2 separate regions of the Homo sapiens genome follow, and region 2 is linked to region 1. Evidence: chromatin contacts called from ENCODE Hi-C or POLR2A ChIA-PET data. All regions are on one chromosome and are shown on one strand. The core of a region is the stretch at or near the end of the contact, and the rest is flanking DNA. Distances in the headings are between cores, read along the strand shown.

Region 1 (6,922 bases), core at 1,929-4,428:
AGTTGGTAGTACCTTACCTTCCTGTCTTCATTTCCTGCTCCTCACTCCTGCCACATCCTCCTTTTTGCTAATAATTGCCCACCCTGTGGTCCATCCTTTACTACTTTCCTACCAGTTCATGGCCTCTATCTCTACTTCTCCCTCCATCTCCATCTCTTCAAATAATGTTGCTCTAGGTCACTACATGGGACAAAAGTTCAGGCAGGTTGAGTGATAATATGAGGGCTGAGCACAAAGGGGAATGATCAGGGAAGGAAGTCTCTGAAAGGAGGTGGATACATATTGAACAGTACGTTGAAAGTTCTGGCCCTGTCCTGCAATCTCTACCTGGTACACCATGACCATCAGAATCTTATTGGTTCCAAAGGGCACTCTTTTGAGACCTACATACCCTTTACTCCACCACACTTTGGCAAACACGTCACAGAATGAAAATGGGGAAGAATGACTACTTGTGACCTAACTCCTCAGACCTGCAGCCTCTCTTGGATTGACTCATTCTCTTGACTCCATGCTGTTTTTTCCCATAACACCACTAATAATATACCAAGGCTGAGGAAGGGAAGAGGCTAAGTCAGCCAACAAGTGGTAATGTTAGGTGTTCATGGGAGGGCAGGGTGGTTTGTGGTAGGATATTTACATGATTGTGAAATACAAGAATGGTGGTGGGTGATAATGTGATGTTGACTTGTAAGGTGAGTGCTAATGGGTCAGAGAATCACTGCTCTGTTGAAGCCAGCTGATGTTTAGGAAAGAATGGTAGCCAATATAGTTAAGGCTGGAGATAATTATGCAAGCCAGACAAAGTGTTAAAATGGCAATTTACTAAAGGCTATCTACAGTTTGAGAACTGTCTTATGACCCTCTGGTTCCTCCATTTTCTCATTTTCCAATTTTCTAAGTTGCAAAATATTCAAGTTTCTCAAGGTTTCCTCAAGAAGATTCACCATTTCTGTCTGTGTGATTCTAATTACAACTTTGTATCTTAACATAGCCATTTCTGGAAAGCACAGGTCACAAAACACAATTTCTACATGCCTCTCAAAATGTCTGATTTTAAGTTCAATGTTATCAAATTCTAAGCAGAGATGGAAATTTTAGGAATGAACTTAAAAGGACTTCGTCACTTGATAACTAACGAATGAATGAGGAAAGCTGTGATAACCATCAATCAGGCTCTTAAAAGAAATGTATTTTGAAGAGGCCATTATTAGTTATGATTCTTAGTCATCAAAAACAGAATAGAACCCAAACCACAGCAAAGGCTATTTTGTTCATAGAACTAATATTAATTTCTCATCCTCCTCTACAAATTTCTACGTTTCTGTAAAAGACACACCCCTTAAATAAAGATACTAAAAAATCCTTTGAGATAGAAGGTTTTATTTTATTTTTACTATAGAGAGATTGAGCCTCTAAGATCTGAACAAAGTGGTCACAGTTGTATGAAAGGGAAGAAATCTCAAGGGAATGGAGAAATCTCCTAAGGATAAAGTCACTTTTCCAAGCAGCCATTGTCTTCACCAGTTATGGTGCTCAGCACTCAAAGGACTGTTAGTGTTTGGTTTAGTTGAAACATCTAGTCTTTTGCAGTCTGCCATTGGAAAATGACTGTACATTGGAAGAGTCAAGGAAGGAGTATCATTCATCATGAAGGGGCCTGTGAAAGAAGATGTCTCTTTGGGCATGAAGAGTTAAATTTTAAAACAATGAGTCTTAGAAATGAAATGACTGTTCTGGTTCCAAATGTTGTACATCTCCAAAATTAGCCCAACATGTTGAAGTAAATTAACTAGAAGCACTTTTTGTGAAAATGAACATAGTATTTAGTATTAATTTACTGTACAACTTCACTACATCTCAGTATTCATTTACTGTACAACTTTCCATTGTACATTTCGGGATTCATTTACTGTTACAACTTCTCTAATTCCTATTAATGGAGGGGATTGGGGGGAGATCATGGCCCACTGTAAAGAAAATTAGAGGAGGGATATTTGGGTTCTAATCCTGACCTCCCTGTGAAACTCAGTATGCCATTTTGGGAATATCACTGTATCTCGTTTTCTCCACAGGTGAAATAGAGTTCAAATTAATTTTCTTTTCTTTTTTTTTTTTTTTTTTTTTACAGTTTTTTTCGTGAGATAGGGTCTCACTCTGTCACCCAAGGTGGAGTGCAGTGGTATGATCATAGCTGTAACCTTGAACTCCTGGGCTCAAGCAATCCTCCTGCTTCAGCCTCCTGAGTAGCTGGGACAATAGGCACTTGCCATCACATCCAGCTCAAATTAACTTTCTGTCTCCTTATAAGTATACTGTAGGGATTAAGCGAGATGAGGAATGGAAAGCATTCTGAAATGTAAAAATACACATTGACTTTGGCCTGGACTCAGACATTCCTTAAACGTTGATTAAGTACACACCTACCTGCATCTAAATGCTGAAGCACTACTGAAGGCACCCTAAAATGGCTGAGAAGGAGAGGGAAGAAGCCAGATAATCTCCAAACACAGAGTCTACCAATTACTAAAGAGTTTACTGTGGGCCGGGCACCATGGCTCATGCCTGTAATCCCAGCACTCTAGGAGGCCGAGGCGGGGGGATCACAAGGTCAGGAGTTCGAGACCAGCCTGGCCAATATGGTGAAACCCTGTCTCTACTAAAAGTATAAAAATTAGCTGGGTGTGGTGGTGGGTGCCTGTAGTCCCAGCTACTTGGGAGACTGAGGCAGGAGAATCACTTGAACCCAGGAGGTGGAGTTTGCAGTGAGCCAAGATCGTGCCACTGCACTCTAGCCTGAGTGACAGAGCGAGACTCCTTTTCAAAAAAAAAAAAAAAAAAGAGTTGGCTGTGAATCTATGCTCAACTGTGTGCAAATTGAATTGTTGCCACATTTATGTTCCCAACCGACAGAAGCCAAAATTAAATCTCCCCATTTGTAGGTACTGTCTGGTAATTTAGTGATACATTGCTTTAATCTATGGCTGTGAATGCAGAGGCAAAAACATCTAACTTCTCTGAGACTCAGTTTTCTCCACACAGTTATGAAGAAAATGCCATAAGGGTCCTTCCTAGCTCTAATCTCTTGAGTTTTGAAAACTGAAGGAAAAGGAGGTCAGAATTGATAGACTAACTAGTTCATGTCCCAGGCACCAGGCCAGACATTTTGCCTCTCTATTGTCTCTTCATAATGAAAATAACTTCAGTTCAGTTAAGGCCAGTGCAGCCTTAATCTACTGCTGGTTTGTAAATCAATCACTCACCCCAACTCAAGAGCAGCCGATTCTATTTCTGTATGACTTTCTGTGCCAAAACTCAACCCCCAGTTTGTTTGGTTTTAATAAATGTATTCTGTTGTTACGGACATTGTGTAAAATGGAAAAAACAAGTCTAGACTGGTTTTAGTTCAGGAAGTTAGGGCAGGGTCCCTTTATTAAAAATAAACATCCTCCTGCTTGCTTCCTTTTCACTCTTTTCTCACAAATCTGTTCCCAAAAGCCCTTGGAATCCGGGACTCCAACATGCAATGATTGCCCCAGATCTCTGTACTACACCTGACCACTTTCTGAAATATTTGAAGCCGAGGATACAGGAAGTTCTTAAAGGTAACAATACAGGTTGTATGTGACACAAAATTAATGATCTGATAACTACCCTGATAGGATCTTTTGGCTTCCTATAACGAAAGTTGGCACAATTATCCTAGCGAATGAGACACATTTTTAGTCTGAATCTTGCATTCCTTGTTTTTTGGCACTCACTGCCTTTCTAATTAAAGATGGTGGCCTGTAACACTTCCTGTCCCGTCGAAACAGGAAAAGTTCCCTTGTCCCCCTCGCAGGGTGTGCGATGCAGATGTGGCTCGCTTCTTCATTGTCCCGCTGCTCAGACCTCTAGGGGAGCATGCAGATGGGCAGGTTGTTGGGCTCCGACCCCATGACAGTGTCTAGGGGTGAATGTTTACAGCTCCTGAAGCCCCAGTGGGTGTGTGTTACAGGGTGCTCTTTTAGTTTAGCCATCCGTAGTCGGCTTGCGTAAGCTCAGTTAGACCCTTTATCTTCTGCAAAGACGGAGGGCTTTCTGTACCCTGGGTTCTTGCCTTGATGTACCAGAAGAATCAGATCACACCGAGGCTTGGAGAATGAGTGCAAGGTTTTACTGAATGGGAGTAGCTCTCAGCAGATGGGGGAGCCAGAAGGGAGATGGTTTTCCCCTGAAGTCTGGCTGATCAGCAGCCTGGACTCTCCTCTAACTGTCCCTACCAAATTTGTGTCGTTCTGCTTCTGCCGGTCGGTGGCCTGCAGGTGTGCCAGTGTCAGTGTGTTCCTCTCGACGTCCAGCTCAGCTGCCTCTAGTCTGCCTGCTAGGGTCTTGGGAGTTTTTATAGGCACAAGATGGGGGCATGGCAGGCCAGGGTGGTCTTGGGAAATGCAACAGTTGGGCAGGAAATGCCTGTCCTCACCTAGGTCTGTGGGAGTGGAGCCCTAGGGAGGGACCACGCCCTCCTCTACCCAGCGCTTCCATATCAGCAATAGGGTATTTGATGCTGTAACTCAATCCAGGGTCGAGTTTGTTTTCAGTCCTTGTCTTTTCACCTTTGGGGTTTTCCTTTTTTTGGTGGGTCTGCCTCTTTCTTTTCTTCTCAGGGGATTTTGTGAAGTACCATTAAAATATAAAAGTTTCTGATTAGTGAAGGACACAAGTGGCCTGCAAGAAGAAATACATTAGTAAATATTTATTGTTCTCCAGCAAACACTTGGAAGAGCATAGTGTGGCAGTTAGGCGCAAAGGCTCTGGGGTAGAGAACCTGAGTATTTACCTACCGTGTGAACCTTCACAAGTCTCATTTCTCTGTGCTTCAGTTTCTGCAATGTGAAGTGCGAATAGTAACAGAACTAACCTTATAGCCTTATTGTGAAGATTTAAATAAGCAGCACAAGTTAAGCACTTGGAAGGTGACTTGGCACAGAGCAAGCCTCAGTTATTACAATTGAGGAATATCCCAAAGCACTCAGAAGTCACATACGTCTCAAGCTTTCTGTGTTTTTTCTTTGTTTCTGGTCTGTGCTAAGGCACTAGCTGTTCATTCCACCTAGAATACACTCCCCACCTTCCCTCGCTGGCAGCCTCTCATCAGTCATGAAATGGGTGTCTCTGGAAACTCCCTCATGCTCCTGGGCTCCCCTAACACATGGTGATACACCTGACTAATATAGAATTAATCACATCTTATTACCACCATTAATTTCTATGTTTGCTTATTTAAAAAAAAACATATAACACATATTGGGAACTCAATATATAGTTTAAATATCTCTGGGATACATCCAAACACTAGTTCCCAATAGCTTCTTTCTGCCACCCTGTTCATGTTGATCTGAAAATGTGTGAACACATGACAGTGACCAGCCAGAAAGCACAGAGCTGTCTGAGGCATGAAGAAGGTCTTTGAGCACAGAGCTGGGGGGACAGCAAGTGGGGACTTGAGCCTCAGGACCAGAACTGAGCAATTCAAGAGACTCCACAGAGTTTAACTTTTCAGTTTCCAAACTTAGTTTACTTACCTTCACGAATGAATTTGTCATAACCTATTGGTTTTCTCCCCTAAGAAAGTGTGTGTGTGTGTGTGTGTGTGTGTGTGTGTGTTTCCCTAGGAAGACCATATAAATTAGCCCCCTATGGGCAAATTAACTTTTTGGAATTTAGCTAGTTAACTAAAGAACCTTTGGGAAATTGTAAGCTTAGATTAGACCAAGGCATTTACTCATATAAGTAAACAATAAAAGAAAATTTTTTTTATAAATGGATGTTTTAATAACGAAAAAGAATATAATAATAAATAAGAAATGAATAAGGAATAGGGCCAAGAATTAAAAAGGGAAGACAGATAAAAACAAAAATAAAGAGAGAAACTAAAGCTTTCTTTCCTTGTGAAATGACAAGGCACAAAATGTGGTTTCAATATCTCCCTCTCTCTCTCTTTCCTCTCTTCTTACTGGCTCCTAGCCAGTCTGGCTCTGGGGATGATCGCAGAAACCCTAAGAGGTAAAGGACATAAACTGTGTAACCAACAATTTAGATTAATCAAATCAACAAATATTTAAGGCAGTGTGGAGTCATGAAGAGAGCTGAGATCTAAGTTCTGATTACAACTCCAGCATGTATTGGTTCTATCTCTGAGCAGGTTAGCCTTTCTAAGCCTAAAACGGAAGTAACACCCATACCTGGAAAGGTTTCTGTGAATACTAGAAATAGTATAGGTAACGTAATTAAGCATTTGATAAATAATAGATATTCTCATTTTATTAGCCTAACCAAGTATATAAAGCAATGCAAATAAAACATGGTTCCTAACTTCAAGCAGGTTCACAGGCAATAAATATGTGATGCATTACATTTAAAAATAGGACTAAAACACCTTAGGTAACTGTTTCCTGAAAATCCATTAGAAATTTTTCAAAAGTAAAAGAAGAGAAAGATTCTTTAGACTTTCTGGGGGAAAGGGGCAAAATGCTTAAGGCATGTAAAAGGTGGCAAAATTTGCCTCCTAAAACAAACATGCTATAATGATTTGGCATTTTGTTAGAAAATAGATTTTTACCCAAATATTTCTCAGGCTAATTAAATCCTCTATCAGTGGTCACATGTCCACAGAAAACAGAATTGAATTGGCAGGCAAAGACGGGAAAAGGCATTCCAAAAGAATGGAGTGGTGTAACACAAAGGGACCCAGGTGTCTGAAATGATCCTGAGCTTTTAATCACGTCCCCTACAGCTACCCAGCCCCACTGGAAGAAACTCCTGACACCCTTGTTTATTCGGAGCTACCTTTTGGACTTTTTCCATTTTCTTATAACCTTGCACTAGGCCTAGAGGCCTACTGCTGATCTCAACTCTCGACTTCCTGCCACATTTCCCATCT
Region 2 (6,922 bases), core at 1,428-3,927, 89 kb before region 1:
TCCACTTCTGGGTATATATCAAAGGATATGAAATCAGTATGTCAAAGAAGTATCTGCACTCCCATGCTCATTGCAGCATTATTCACAATAGCCAAGATATAGAATCAACCTAAGCAACCATCAATGGATGAATGGGTGAAGAAAATATGCTATATATACATAATGGAATACTATGCAGCCTTAAAAAAGAAGGAAATCCTATCATTTGCAACCACATGGATGAACTTAAAGGACATTATGTTAAGTGAAGTAAGCCAGGCACGGGAGGACAAATACTACATGATCTCACCTCACCTATACATGAAGTGCGAAAAAACTGAACGCATGAAAACAGAGAATAAAATGATGTTTTCTGAAAACCAGGGGATGGGAAGAATTGGGGAGATGTTGGTCAAAGGACACAAAATTTCAGGTGGACATGATAAATCAGTTTAAGAGATCTATGGTAAATCACGATGACTTCAATTAATAACAATATATTGTATGTTTGAAAATTGCTTTCAGAGTAGATTTTCAGTCTTCACCACAAAAAATAAGTATGTGAGGTAATGTATAATTAAGTTACTTGATTTGGCTGTTCCACAATGTACACATATATCAAAACATCACATTGTACACCAAAAATATGTACAATTTCTGCTTGTCAATTTAAAAAACAATGTGTACACTTACTTTTACCTGTTTTTGTCAGCACTAGAATATGAAGCTAAATATCCACAAGATGGCAGTCTAAGCCCAGTTCTAAGAAGAATCCATTTTGTTGTTTTTTTTTTTTTTTTAATTCTCCTAGTCTTGCTGGTAGAAATTATTACACAGCATAAAGAACTAAGAGAAATATTTTCAGGAAAATTTGAGTAAAGCCATAAGCAACACTCAAGAAACCAGGCTTACTTCCTCACCTCCAACCTTTAAGCAGTAGCTAAGCCTCTCCTATAGCATATGAATTGCCTTGCCACAAGTCACAGCAACCAAGATTTTTGCACACTTTCAAAATAACAGTCACAAAACCTTATTTCTGGGGTTTGGACCTCCATCCAAAGTATTGGTGAAAGCTATATCTTATGGACCCTCCCAGTTGGGGTGAGCAGGTTTTAAGTGACAAATCCACTCCAGCCTTCCCATCTCCCTAAGCCTTTGAATCCCTTCCTCTATGGTAAACCAAGGAAGAGCATCTCCAGCTCCCTCACAGTGGGCCACCTTTTTATCCGTGTTTCAACCAACCAACCAAACAGATTGTTAGCGCCTTTCCTAACTCCCCAAGCTGCAACATTAAATGCAGAATCTCTGCTTAGTGGGCCCAAGTCAATAAATTCAGCTAGATCCAACTTTATGTTCTTTCTACCATTATCCCACACCCATAATATCCATTCCACACGTGTTCCCTGGATTTCTGCTTGTGTAAATTAGAAAACTCAAGTCTTTCTTTTGGAGTGTAGCATACCTCCTCGTGGATCACACTTTCTATCTCACCTTTAGGGGTCTGCTGGGACTTGAGTCTGGTTATGCGGCTAGAAGCAAAGAGAGGAGGTGAAGGTGGGTCCTGAGGAGAATCAGCCTTGTCTTGCTTGGAAGCTCCCTCAGGGGAGGCCATTACTGTTTATTCAGACAATGAAGGGTTAATCCCCTCAGACACAGGTGGAAAGGCCAATATCACTGGGGGTGGGGCTTGAGATGGGGGTGCTACTGCCACTAGGGATGAGGGTTCATCAGAATTTAGGAGCCCGATGTCTCCAGCCTCATCAGGGTTCTCCCACACATCTCCATCCCAACTTAAAAAAAAAAACAAAAACAGTCTTTCCCAATCAATGTCCTCACTTTAATAGTCGACACCTGAGAGGCTGAGAGTTTGTGTTTATTGTACATCAGACCATTGCATGATGAAGGCTTGTTTGATTTTCAGCAATTTCAACAATTTCCTGTGTTTACAGGAGAGAAGGTTCTTCTTCGGGGCACACTTAGAAGCTCTTAGGCTGTTTATGAGCACCTAGAGCCAAGAATTCAAATCCATGGGCTCATCACTTTCTTCTCTCTTTTTTTGGTATAAATTTAAGGGGTACGAGTGTAGTTTTGTTATATGGATAAATTGCCAAATGGTGAAGTCTGGACTTTTAGAGTAACTGTCATCTGAATAATGTACATTGTACCCACTCAGTAATTTTTTCTCCCTCACCCCTCTTCCACTTTCCTCCCATTTTCTTTCATCACTTTGTCCAGTGGTGTTAGGAACAACCAACTAGCATTATTATATTCCTTGGTTTTTCACAAATGTTTGAAAGTATCAGTCACAGGGTTACCAAGTGTCTTGCTTCATGTATGTGGTGAATTAGGAGTATCAAATATATTTATTTTCTGTACAACAGTTCATGCCATGGACTATCTGTGCTCTCTGTACTGTTAGAAGCAGAGTCTTTAGCATTTTTATATCTAATCAGATTAGACAGCCCATTTCAAAAACCCTAAAACCAGTTAAGAAAATTTATCCTTAAAATTCTGTTTATCAAGAACCACTCCTGGTACCAAAATCTGTATTATTCAGGGTTCTCTAGAGAGACAGAACCAACAGGCTATACAAAAGGGGATATATATGGGGAGAACTGGCTTACACTATCACAGTGGTGAAGTTTCAGTTAGACTGACTTCGAGCTGGAGAGCCAGAGAAGCCAATGGCGTGACTCACAGCCAGTAGCATGGTCAGTCCATGTCCTAAGCATCAGATGCAGGAAAGCCCATAGTGCAGCAGTGAGGACTGAAACCACCCCCTACCCCAACCCCGGAGGCTGCTGGTGCAAGTCCTAGAGTCCAAAAGCTGAAGAAGAACCTAGAGTCTGATGTCCAAAGGCAGGAAAAGAAAAAGCATCCTGCTGTAGAAGGGAGAGAAGGAGATAATTTTTCTGCTCATTTTCATGAGCAGGGTCCCCAGATGACTGGATGGTGCCCACCCACACCGAGGGTGGGTCTTCCTCTTTCAGGCCACTGAATCACTCACCAATCTCCTGTGGAAGCACCCTCACAGACACACCCAGAAACAATGCATCACCAGCCATCTGGCATCTCTCAAGCCAGTCAAAGTGACATCTAAAATTAACCATCACAATGTCTTTAACTGACATCTCTTGTGTAAGTTTGGTGACTTTCAGAAAGAGAAATAGAATATATGAAAATTTCAGCTTAACTTACAAATGCTACATTTACAGATGTCCACATCAGCATAGTATTTTACCAATTTTGCCAAGTCAGTGTCCATGAAGACATGGTCAATGTGCAGGAGGGTGACTTTAGGCCAAGATAGGCATGCCGGGGCAGAGTCTTTTAAATCATCACTTATTAATTCAGTCAACATATATATTAATATATTGAGTGCTTGCTATCTGCCAGACTCCATGCCAGACACTGACTACACAGTCAAGAATGATATAACGAGGTCACTGTTTCTTGCTGTTTACATTCTTACGGCTGGGGGAACAGACACGATGGCTACAATTTGAAGGATGAGTTGGGGAACAGGTGTGAGAACAGGAAGATTATTTGGAGGCTGTGGTAATAGTTCACCCAAGAGATGATGGAAATGGAGAACAGTAGAAAGATTCGCCTAAATTACTACTCTTCCTGACTGCATTGCTCACAGCTACACACATACACACGCAACAACCTCTACCAGTGCTGTCGCATAGCTAATGGTTCCCTTCAATGTGATCTCATAACAAACTATATCTCCGTGCTAGGCTATCGTCATGCAGAAAGCAAGAAATTCATAATTATAACAATGGCAAAGAATATAGCAATCATAATATGATCATTGGACATTTACCATGAGCCAAGCATTACACACTTATTTCATGTAACTTTCAAAAGGCATTCTTATGAAATAGATGGTATTTCCTCAACATTATAGATGAGAAAGTGCATTTGGAGCATTTCAACTTATTCATCTCTGGAGTCCATTTGTTTCTTTTTACTTTTGTTGCCTGTGCTTTTAGTGTCCTATCCAAAAAGTTATTGCCAAGACCAATGTTAAGGAGAGTTTCCCCTGTGTTTTCTCCTAGTTTTATGGTTCAAGTCTTTAATCCATTTTGAGTTGATTTTTGTGTATGGTATAAGATAAGGATCCAATTTTATTATTTTTTATTTTTTGGTAAATATAGAGATGGGGGTCTCACTATGTTGCCCAAGCTCATTTATTCCTGGGCTCAAGTAATCCTCCTGCCTCGACCTCCCAAAGTGCTGGGATTACAGGCATGAGCCACCACACTTGGCTGAATTTCATTTTTTTACATGTGAATATCCAGTTTCTCCAACACCATTTATTGAAGAGACTATCCTTTCCCCATTGTGTATTCTTGGCAACTTTATTAAAGATTAGTTAACCATATATGTGTGGGTTTATTTTTGAGCTCTCAATTCTGTTTCATTGGTCCATGTGTCTGTTTTTATGCCAGTATCATACTGTTTTGATTGCTGCAGTTTTATAATATAATTTGAGACCAAGAAGTGTGATGCCTCAAGTTTGGTTCTTCTTTCTCAAGATTGCCTTGGCTACTCAGGGTCTTTGTGGTTCCATGCAAAATTTAAATTTTTTTTCTATTTCTGCTAAAAATGCCATTGGAATTTTGACAGTAACTGCATTGAGTCTGGAGATAACTTTGGGTAGTATGGAAATTTTAGCAATTGTAATTTTTCAAATCCACAGATACATAATATCTTTCCATTAATGTTTGTCTTCTTCAATTTCTTTCATCAATGTTTCAGTTACAGTTTTCAGTGTACAGATCTTCCATTTCCTTGATTAAATTTATTTCTAAGTATCTTATTTTTTGAACATTTTTATTTTAGGTTTGGGGGTACATGTGAAGGTTTGTTACGTAGATAAACACATGTCACAGGGGTTTGTTGTACATATTATTACATCACCCAGGTAATAAGCCCAGTACCCAATAGTGATCTTTTCTGCTCCTCTCCTTCCTCCCACCCTCCACCTTCAAGTAGACCCCAGTGTCTGCTGTTTCCTTCCTTGTGTTCATAAATTCTTATCATTTAGCTCCCATTTATAAGTGAGAACATGTGGTATTTGGTTTTCTGTTCCTGCCTTAGTTTGCTAAAGATAATGACCTCCAGGTCCATCCATGTTCTGGCACAAGACATGATCACATTTTTTATGGCTGCATAATATTCCATGGTGTATATGTACATTTTCTTTATTCAGTCTATCACTGATGGTAATTTAGGTTGCTTCCACGTTTTCACTATTGTGAACAGTGCTGCAATGAACATTCACATGCATGTGTCTTTATGGTAGAATGCTTTATCTTCTTCTGGGTATATACTCAGTAATGGAATTGCTGGGTTGAATGGTAGTTCTGCTTTTGGCTCTTTTGAGAAATTGTTGTACTGCTTTCCACAATGGTTGAACTCATTCACACTCCCACCAACAGTGTATGAGGGTTACCTTTTCTGTGCAACCTCATCAGCATATGTTACTTTTTCACTTTTTAATAATAGTCATTCTGACTGGTGTGAGATGATATCTTACTGTGGTTTTGATTTTCACTTCTCTAATGATCAGTGATATTGAGCTTTTTTCATATGCTTATTGGCCACTTGTATGTGTTCTTTTGAAAAGTGTCTGTTCATGTCCTTTGCCCACTTTTTAATGGGGTTGTTTGTTTTTCTGTTGTACATTTAAGTTCCTTATAGATGCTAGATATTAGACCTTTGTCAGATGCATAGTTTGCAAATATTTTCTCCCATTCTGTAGGTTGTCTGTTTACTCTGTTGATAGTTTCTTTTGCTGTACAGAAGCTCTAAAGTTTAATTAGATCCCATTTATCAATTTTTGCTTTCGTTGCAGTTACTTTTGGGGTCTTCATTATGAAATCTTTGCCCATTCCTATGTCCAGGATGGTATTGCCTAGGTTGCCTTCCAGGTGTTTCTAGTTTTGGGTTTTATATCTAAGTCTTTCGTCCATCTTGAGTTGATTTTTCTATATGGTATAAGGAAGGGGTCCTGCTTCAATCTTATGCATACGGCTAGCCAGTTATCCCAGCACCATTTATTAAATAGGGAGTCTTTTCCCCATTGCTTGTTTTTGTCAGCTTTGTCAAAGGTCAGATGGTCATAGATGTGTGTCCTTATTTTTAGGCTCACTATTCTGTTTCATTGGTCTATATGTCTGTTTTTGTACCAATACCATACTGTTTCGTCATTGTAGCCTTGTAGTATAGTTTGAAGTTGGGTAATGTGATTCCTCTAGCTTTGTTCTTTTTGCTTAGGATTGCCTTGACTATTCAGGCTCTTTTTTGGTCCTATATAAATTTTTAAATAATTTTTTCTAGTTCTGTGAAGAATGTTATTGGTAGTTTGATAGGAATAGCATTGAATCTGTAAATTGCTTTGGGCATTATAGCCATTTTAATGATATTGATTCTTCCTATCCATGAGCATGGGATGTTTTTCCATTTGTTTGTGTCTTCTCTGATTTTTTTGAGCAGTATTTTGTAATTCTCATTGTAGAGGTCTTTCAACTCCCTGGTTAGCTGTATTCCTAGGTATTTTATTTTTTGTGTGTGGCAATTTTGAATGGGGTTGCCTTTCTGATTTGGCTCTTAGTTTGGTTATTGCTGGTGTATGAGAATGCTAGTGGTTTTTGTACATTAATTTTATATACTGAAACTTTGCTGAAGTTGTTTATCAGCTGAAGGAGTGTTTGGGCCAAGACCGTGGGGTTTTCTAAATATAGACTCCTGTTGTCTGCAAACAGAGATAGTTTGACTTCCTCTTTTCCTATTTGGATGCACTTGATTTATTTCTCATGCCTGATTTCTCTGGCTAGGTCTTCCAATACTATGTAGCTGGCTGGAATTCCAGGCCAATGGGTCTTACCTTGTGAGGTGCCATGGACATGGGGCCTGTGGGCTGTTGCTGCTC

What was found. Hi-C counts contacts between places; a loop is a spot of excess contacts on that map. ChIA-PET counts read pairs that join two places held with the same protein, here RNA polymerase II (POLR2A). Pooled maps may share reads with other maps.
Region 2: a loop to region 1 is called in a map of endothelial cell of umbilical vein, with 7 times the contacts of the local background. The contact joins two enhancer-like sites. A Hi-C loop is called at or near these places in 2 of 168 maps with a recorded cell type or tissue (dorsolateral prefrontal cortex and endothelial cell of umbilical vein) and 10 of 50 pooled maps. POLR2A ChIA-PET finds 5 or more read pairs at or near these places in 4 of 52 experiments (CD4-positive, alpha-beta memory T cell, OCI-LY7, WTC11 and 1 more).

What each region holds. Positions count from the first base shown.
Region 1 is chr12:14,901,792-14,908,713 of GRCh38, reverse strand. No RefSeq gene overlaps it. Among named protein-coding and RNA genes, the nearest start is that of MGP, 19 kb to the right of the region's middle. Within about 2 kb of position 3,178, at least 7 of the 41 ENCODE cell types and tissues checked have a DNase peak (open chromatin) inside an H3K27ac peak, as active enhancers do.
Region 2 is chr12:14,989,811-14,996,732 of GRCh38, reverse strand. No RefSeq gene overlaps it. Among named protein-coding and RNA genes, the nearest start is that of LINC01489, 8.6 kb to the left of the region's middle. RefSeq lists a silencer at 5,377-5,556. Within about 2 kb of position 2,677, at least 5 of the 41 ENCODE cell types and tissues checked have a DNase peak (open chromatin) inside an H3K27ac peak, as active enhancers do.